Linked DNA regions of Mus musculus: regions 2 and 3 are each linked to region 1. A link is a loop called in an ENCODE intact Hi-C map of the cell type or tissue named here. Cell type or tissue: heart. All regions are shown on one strand.

What was found. Hi-C counts contacts between places; a loop is a spot of excess contacts. Peaks named below come from ENCODE experiments on the same cell type or tissue, not always from the same donor. Only the 100,000 strongest peaks of a DNase experiment are listed, where the experiment ranks them.
Region 2: it touches region 1 in a loop (2.2-fold over the local background); 5 of 42 quality-filtered maps call a loop at or near these places.
Region 3: a loop joins it to region 1, with 2.1 times the contacts of the local background. A loop is called at or near these places in 12 of 42 quality-filtered maps.

Annotation. Positions count from the first base shown.
Region 1 is chr17:74,394,088-74,396,587 of GRCm38, reverse strand. It overlaps Slc30a6 (solute carrier family 30 (zinc transporter), member 6), which reads right to left and starts at 980. Exons shown (of 14, transcript NM_144798.6): 1 at 920-980. The coding sequence starts at 922. In heart, no CTCF peak of the experiment used is centred here; a DNase peak (open chromatin) is centred at 1,027; H3K4me3 peaks cover 1,777 bases; H3K27ac peaks cover 1,548 bases.
Region 2 is chr17:74,315,006-74,317,505 of GRCm38, reverse strand. Dpy30 (dpy-30, histone methyltransferase complex regulatory subunit) reads left to right here and starts at 1,073. Exons shown (of 5, transcript NM_001146223.1): 1 at 1,073-1,161; 2 at 1,390-1,462; 3 at 1,557-1,604. The coding sequence starts at 1,427. In heart, a CTCF peak has its summit at 953; a DNase peak (open chromatin) is centred at 1,065; H3K4me3 peaks cover 2,171 bases; H3K27ac peaks cover 1,986 bases.
Region 3 is chr17:74,337,681-74,340,180 of GRCm38, reverse strand. It overlaps Spast (spastin), which reads right to left and starts at 1,194. Exons shown (of 17, transcript NM_001162870.1): 1 at 736-1,194. The coding sequence starts at 1,144. In heart, no CTCF peak of the experiment used is centred here; DNase peaks (open chromatin) are centred at 1,000 and 1,490; H3K4me3 peaks cover 2,284 bases; H3K27ac peaks cover 2,249 bases.

The DNA.
Region 1 (2,500 bases):
ATAACCACACAATTTAAAAGAATACGGTGAATTCTTTTACAGATCTTCATTAGACATTTTAATATATAATATTTTAATGTTTTGGTTTTTCGTTTTTTTCGAGACAGGGTTTCTCTGTATAGCCCTGGCTGTCCTGGAACTCACTTTGTAGACCAGGCTGGCCTCCAAAGAAGGAAACTTTATGGTGGCAACAGTAAGAACACAAATATGTCATTGTCGTATGTAAGTTACCAGTAAGGGCTCAATGAGTTTTTGTGATCGTTTCAAAGGGCGGTCAGCACTCTGACATCTGAAAACGCAACCACCCGTTCACCTTTACAGAATACTGAGATAATTATGTTTGACTTACGCGTTTTGTTGTTTGGTTTTAGATTATGGGGTTTTTTTGTTTTTTTTTTTCGGGTCAGAGTCTCTATTTAACTCAGGGTGAACTTCGAAGTGCAATCCTCCTGCCTCAGTTTCCTGAGTTGTAGGCCAAAGGCATGTGCCAAAACACTCAGCTTAATAATTAACTCAATAATTTTTAGGAAAAACCTGACATTCCAACAACCATAGCGTATACTAGAACCTTTCCCGAGCTGCTCCACTAACCCTTTCTGTAGCCGCTGCTCAGTGCCGAGCTATTCAAACACTGAAAAGCAAACGAGTGAACACGCCCTAGAAAGCCCCACGCAAGCCTCAAGTCGCTGATGGCGTTCACTTGTTCTCAGAGGAAGCTTTAATTTTAACATTAGGCAAATCTGGCATTTCCCAGCTGTAGAGGCACAGAGCAGGAACCCTTCAAGAACCCGAGCGCTGGGAACCCCAGCGCAGGCCCGACCACGCGGTTCCGAGCAGCTGCGGTACAGCAGGGCGCTCGAGCGAGGAAGCAGGAGGGAAACATCCCGCAAGAATCCCGCACACCCCACGGCCAACTCACCATGGTAAGGAGCCGTACAGCTCCCGCCGGAAGACGCTCTGAGAAGTCGCATTTCTCAAGCGGAAGGGGCGGGCCTTCAGAATCCGATTGGTTGCAGGGCGAGGGGGCGGGACTGCGCATGTACCCTAGGTCGCCGTCTTTTTGTTCTCCGCCGCCTGGGAAGTGGGCGGATTAGAGCTGCTCTGGGCGGGGCTGCTCGCCCAGGGAAAGGGTGGGCATTTATCACCTTGGGAGGAACTTTGAGGTCTGTTCAAAGTCTTCTACCAGAGTGTGAGTTTATTACAGTTTATACTCCTGTTTTAAAAATGAAGAAGCAGGAACATTAAGAAATGTCACAGTAAGGCCGGGCAAGTCTCGCTGATTTCGAGGTCAGGCTCCTCGAGGTAGACTCAGCCTATGTTAAAAATACATTTATCAAATTCCCAACTGTTTCATTAAAAATAATGTCGCAGAAAACGCTTGGCTTAAGAACACAAGGATTCGAGTTAAATCACAAGAACCTACGCCGTCACGATGGCCACACCTGTTTGATCTCAGCACTCAGGAAAGCAGAGGCAGGCATATCCTTAGTGACTCGATTTCAAAAACCCAGGTGAACGTCAACCTTAAGTATAAGGTTGTTCTCTGGCCTCCACGAGCACTTTACTGGTGCACGTCACCGGTCAGGGTGCAGCATCGCCTGCGTACTATTCTAACGCTGGAGGCTGAGGCAGGAAGACTACACTACACAGCAAAACTGTCTCAAAACCAAAACGAACGAGTGAGTGAGTGAGTGAGTGAGTGAGTGAGTGAGTGAATGAATGAATGAATGAATGAATGAAAAGAGGTGATGGCTTTTCCTGACTCCAGTCATCCAAGTGGCTACTGCAGTTTAAGAGGATCTGACACCACCACCAGGTGGTAGAGCCCTTAGGCATGACACACAAGGGTTCAATTGCCTAAACTGGGTGCAAACCTGTAACCCTATAGATTTGGTAGCTGAGGTAGAAATATTCAGTTCAAGCATACTTGGGGTTTAGAGTAGGTCACTGTCAGCCTCCCCAGTTAGTGAGAGCATCTCAAATTTAAGGAAAAAATAAGCACTTGTAGCTGGAGTCCACTGTTTTGTATATGGTGCCTGTCTTGGGAAGCTGTGGCAGGACACTGAATTCAAGTCACACTTCACTACGTAAAGTACCAAAAAGACAGAACAATAAGAGAGGGATTTCTTAGGGAGAATACTTTCGGGGGTGGGGGGTGGGGGAGAAGGAAGGGTGAGACAAGGACTAAAATTTATTATATACCAGGAAACTGTCCAAGAATAAAATATTTTTAAAAATCTGAAGCATGCCTTAAGTCTTATATGTTTCATAAGCTAGTGTGGAACTCAGAATAGCTGACTTTGAACTGAAAATACTTGGCTTTATCCCATAACAGAGTTTTAAATCTCTACAGTTTCTTTCTTGCACAGTCATTGTAGCCTATAAAGATTGTATTTGCAGATCTTATCTTCTAGGCACTGATCTTAGTGAAATTGTATCCTAGTAAGAGACACATGCAAGAAGAAAAAAAATTCAGTTATTTGTAAGTAGAATGTCAAAA
Region 2 (2,500 bases), 79 kb after region 1:
CCTGCCAACTGAAGGCTTTTTGGAAACATTTTGGTGTTAGCTAGGAGTCTGAACATTCCAAGAAACTCACTAGTAAGAAGTATTAGTAAAGAAGTTAGGTCCCTGACAGAGGTGGGTATTAAAGGCTATTTAGGGAGCTAACTAGGTTCAAGACAACTAACTAGTGTCTCTAGATTTGCAGCATTCCAACCTCTCCATACCCTTGAAATCCTAATCCATCAACAGTTACAATAATTACAGGAAAGCAGGCTCTCCTGGAACTCCCGTTCAGGAAGCTCTGGCTGGCGTTTGACCCTCTTTACCTCAGTCAGCCAAATGCTGGGATTTCAGACACCTGGCTTTAAAATGTAAAAACAAGCAAACACAACCCAGGTTGGAATCCATAATACTACAGTCTGGAAAGCCATTTCTTCTGTAGAAATTGAACCAAGATCCTTGGTTATCCCAGGAAAGCGCTCGACCATGAGCTGAACTCCTTATCCCTGGAAAGTAATTAAAAAAAAAAAAAAAAACTAATCTAGACATAAATGTAGAATAGTGTGAACGTGGTATCCTCATAGACTGCAGGGCTTGAATAAAAGCCGCCCAAGAATTCCCAAACACTCCTCCTTGTTTCCCTTTGGCCTTAAAAAAATTATATATGTGTGTATGTATACGTATATATGCGTGTTTTGCCTGAATGTGCGCGGAGCACACGCGTGCCTCGTGCCTGCGTAGATAAAAAGAGAGAGTCAGCTCCCCGGAACCGGAGTTAGGGATAGTTGTGAGCCACCATGTGGGCGGTGGAGACCAAACCTAAGTCGCCTGTAAGATTAGCCAAGTAATCAACCGCTGGATGCCCTCTAGCCCCTAGTAAAGCCTGAGCAAGAATCGCTCAGCAAGTGAGTGGCCTCGGTTCCTCGGGGACCGTCACTTCCAGGTGCCACGAAGGACTGTCTAAAGGAGAAAGATCTACGGCAGGGTGGAGCCGGCAGGTGGCCAGGCACCCCGCGCACCGCAGAGGCGTAGGCCCACTTAGGCGGGCTCGGGCACTTCTGCCCGCGGGGCCGCTCTGCGCAGGCGCGGCGGCAGCGCGACGTCCCTCACTTACGGCCGAAGCGGTTCGCGCTGTGAGTCGGTGGCGCCGTGCAGGGCACTTAGGAACCGACAGCCTTGGCGCGGGTAATCAGCTTCCCTGTCCTCCTCCTCCCACCGCTACATCCTTGGGACGACCTCCGAGCCTCGCGATGCGACGAGGACGGCCAGTCGGTGGCCCGACCCAGCCCGCGCGTCTGCTGCCCGCGGGGGTGAGGGGCGGGGTCCCGGGCTGGGCTGCACCGCACCGGGTCCTGGCGTCTTCCACTTGAAATCTCCCGGGTAACTAACTCGCGGCTCTTCTTGTTTTGCAAGACTGGTATCCGGTTGATTGCGGTTTGCAGGGTCCGCCATGGAGTCGGAGCAGATGCTGGAGGGACAGACACAGGTACCAGGAGGCCCTGGGTTCAGGGTGGCGGTGTGCGGGGAGGCAGCGCGGGACGGGCGGATGTCTCTCTCTGTGACTGTATTTTGTTTTCTAGGTTGCAGAAAACCCTCACTCTGAGTACGGGCTCACAGACAGCGTTGAGGTAACTCGCTCAGTTTCTCTGCCGCATGCATCTATGGGTCTCTTGAGAGCTGGAGAAAACTTAGGATCGGTTTACTAGGCTACTCTGCACGAGGGAACTCTTTGCTGCCGCGATCTCTCCGTAGTATCAGATTATAAGTGGCTTCTTTTTACTAGCATGCTAATACTTGGCTAAAAATAAAGGTACTTTGTAAATGAAAGATTAGATGATCCCGGAACCAGAGCTGGGAAGGTTTGGTTAGGAAAATGGAGGCTTCCCGGAGAAAATTTGTGTGTGAATGGGAGACTCGAGGGATTAAGTTCTGGTTTAAAAAAAAAAAAAAAAAAAAAAGGGCAGGACCACGTTTCCAAGAAGTTGTACAAACAGGTGTTAGAATTTATTCAACACTTTGCTGTTTGTGAGATATATACCAGGCTAATTTGAATGTATCTTCAGCTCCAGAATGCTTAAAGTTGAGTAACTTGTTCAAGGTCAGCGGAAAGTAAGCTTAGACATGTTTTCTTTTTTATTTTATTATTATTATTATTATTATTACTTGTGGGTGTGTGCGCGCATGCACACGCTCGCTCATGCATGTGCACTAGTGTGTGGAGATCAGAGGGCACCCTTACAGAGTAGGTTTTTTGCTTCCACCCTTAGGTGGGTTCTGGAGATGGAACTCAGGTTAGATGTGGGGGTAGCAAGCTCCTTACACACTGAGCAGTCCTGCCTGACCTAGAACTGACTCTTACAAAAGGATTGCATTGTATTTATATTTGTGTGATCTCTCTCTGTCTCTCTTTGCTTCTCTCTGTCTCTTTTTCTGTCTCTCTCTCCCTCCCTCCCTCCTCTCTGTGTTTGTGTGTTTATATGTATGTATATATATTTTTTTATTTTTTCTATTTTTTTCCCCCTGA
Region 3 (2,500 bases), 56 kb after region 1:
CCTGCCTTCACTGCGAGGCAGGAGCGTTTGTTTTATCTTCTATGGTAGAATGATATATGCCTGTTTACCCAACTCATTCATTTAATATTTTTAACATTAAAATTTAGAAACTCGAGAGTGCCTTGGAATAAAATAAAAATAACAAAATAGTAAAAACTAAAGCAACTAGCGGTTGAAATACAGCTCAATAAAAAAGAAATCTTCAAGACTCACTATATTGGTAAAAATAATTCATGAAACTTCAGAATATGGCAAATCCGGCTCTAAGTATAAGGAGCTACTACTCCTTTCAAATCCAAGTCAACCCCCCCCTTTTTTTTTTCCTCTCCAAACACTACAGAACCCTTCTCAATGAAGTTTATACACAGCTGTTTCGATACCAAAACCTTTTGGAAGCCCAGCTCAGAGAAAGCAACACTGTTTACAGTGTTAGAAAGAATCCCGTGTGGTCGGTCACTCTAGGCCAACTGTCACTGTCACCAGCACGCCTGGGTGTCTCACGGGGACTTGGGTCATGCACAAGTGTGGGGGTGCTGAAACAAAGTCGAGTCAGGGCGCCCTGAAAGGGGTGAGGATCAACTAACTAGGCGTCGCACAGCAGGATCTGGCCTGTGGGGACTCGGACTCCCGAGGCAGATCAACTCCGGGGGTGCAGGAAAGGGACGCAAGTGGCGTCCTCCCAGGGCCGCCCGCCCCGGCCAGCCCGCCGGCCTCCCTCCAGCCCCCCAGTAGTACCTTTCTCTTCCTCGTCGATGCGCAGGGCAATGGAGATGTACTCGAAGGCCTGCTTGTGGAAGACGCGGACGCTCTCGGCCTCGCCACCCGGTCCGGGCTCTGGGGGCGAGGGCGAGGCGGGCGCCGGCGCGGTCCCGGAGCTCCTCTTGGCGGCCATGAGGGCGCGGGAGAAGCGCTGGCAGAGCCACGCGAAGAGGAGCCCCAGGTGGCAGGCCAGCAGGCGCAGCAGGGCGAAGCCGACGACCAGCGGGGACGAGAAAGAAGACGGGTTCCGCTTAGGCGGCGAGCCGGCCGCAGGGGCCGGGCCGGCGGCAGGGGCGGGGACCGCGGCGGGGGGCGGAGGCCTGGCGGGCGCCGGGCTCGCGCCGCCCGAGCCTTTCTTCTTCCGTCGTCCGGCCGGAGAACTCATTCACAGCTCCCACTGCCGCCGCCGCCATAACCCGCTTCCCGCAGACCGACGGCGACCAAGCGGCGGCGGCGGCGGCCACTGCCACTGCGGCGGCGGGGGCCCACGGAGCCGCTCGCGCGCCAGCCGGAGCCCGGGAGCCTGGCACCTGCACGCGCCGCTCGCCGGCCCCGCCCCTCGCTCCTCAGCTGCCCAGGAGCACAACCCCGTCTCCTCCTCCTCCTCCTCCTCCTCCCGCCGCGGCCGGTGGCTCCTGCCCCTCCTTTCCTTCTGTCCCCTGGGCCGCTGGCACCTCGCTGCGGCGGCCGGGCACGCGCACGTCCTCGGTGAATGGCTCTGGTGCGCGCGCGTACGCCGCCGTCTTTGTTGACCTGGGAGCTTGTGCGCATGTGCGGCATCCTCCTACCCCCCACGCCCCTGCTATGCCCCTTTCTCTGGGAACCTCAGTTCTGTAGGCGCGGTTCGGCTTGCGATGGTCCCAGGGGTTCGTCGCTCCGCAGGTTCTTCGACTTTTGAAGAATCGGAATAGGGAGCTTTGATAATAAATTTTTAAATGGGGGTTAACAGCGTTTGAGTGGCTTTACTAGTGCTCAGGTCTGCTGTCTCGCAGTGCGGTTGTTTGCCTTTGTGTGAGATGCTGACCTCCAACTCCTCTTGTAGCTGAGGAAGGAGGCCTTCAACTCCTGATCTTTCTGCCTCCGTCTCCCCAAAACTAGGATTACAGGTGTGCATCATCACTCCTATTGCTTTATATATCTTTGTTTTCTGCTGGTTGAGCCAATAGGTCTTTTGCAAAGGATGGCTGATCTGAGTTTCGTATCAGAGGCAGTGTGTAGCAATTTGGGTATGTTAGCTGAGAGGGAAACAAGTTGCAGAGACAAAGTTCAAGACATCCTAAAGGGAAAACTTTATTACCACGAGGACCACGAACCCTACTTTCAACTAACCTATTACACGTTTGTGTTATCTCAGGATTAGTTATGTGAATGCAGTCATTCTTGGGTTTTGCCTAGTTACCATACTTGGTAGAATCCATACTATCTGTGTGTGCACGTGGATGTGTGTATATGTCTTCACCATTTCTTCCTTTGGTAGACTATCTATCTACTCAATATTTCCCATATTCTAATGATCAGCAGTTGTTCTACAGATCCTGGATCACATAGAGGAAAACAAACCGTGGGCCAGTCAGACTCCTGCGAACTGGCATCTGGAAATAGAAGTTAGTTGAAATCAAAAGCTCTAAGAGCCAGTCGATGCCATCTGTATTCCCAGAGTTTTTGGATTCCTAGACTATATTGCCTATCCAATAAACTATTCAGTCTTTCCTCTTTCTCCCTCCCTCGCCCATCCCCCTCC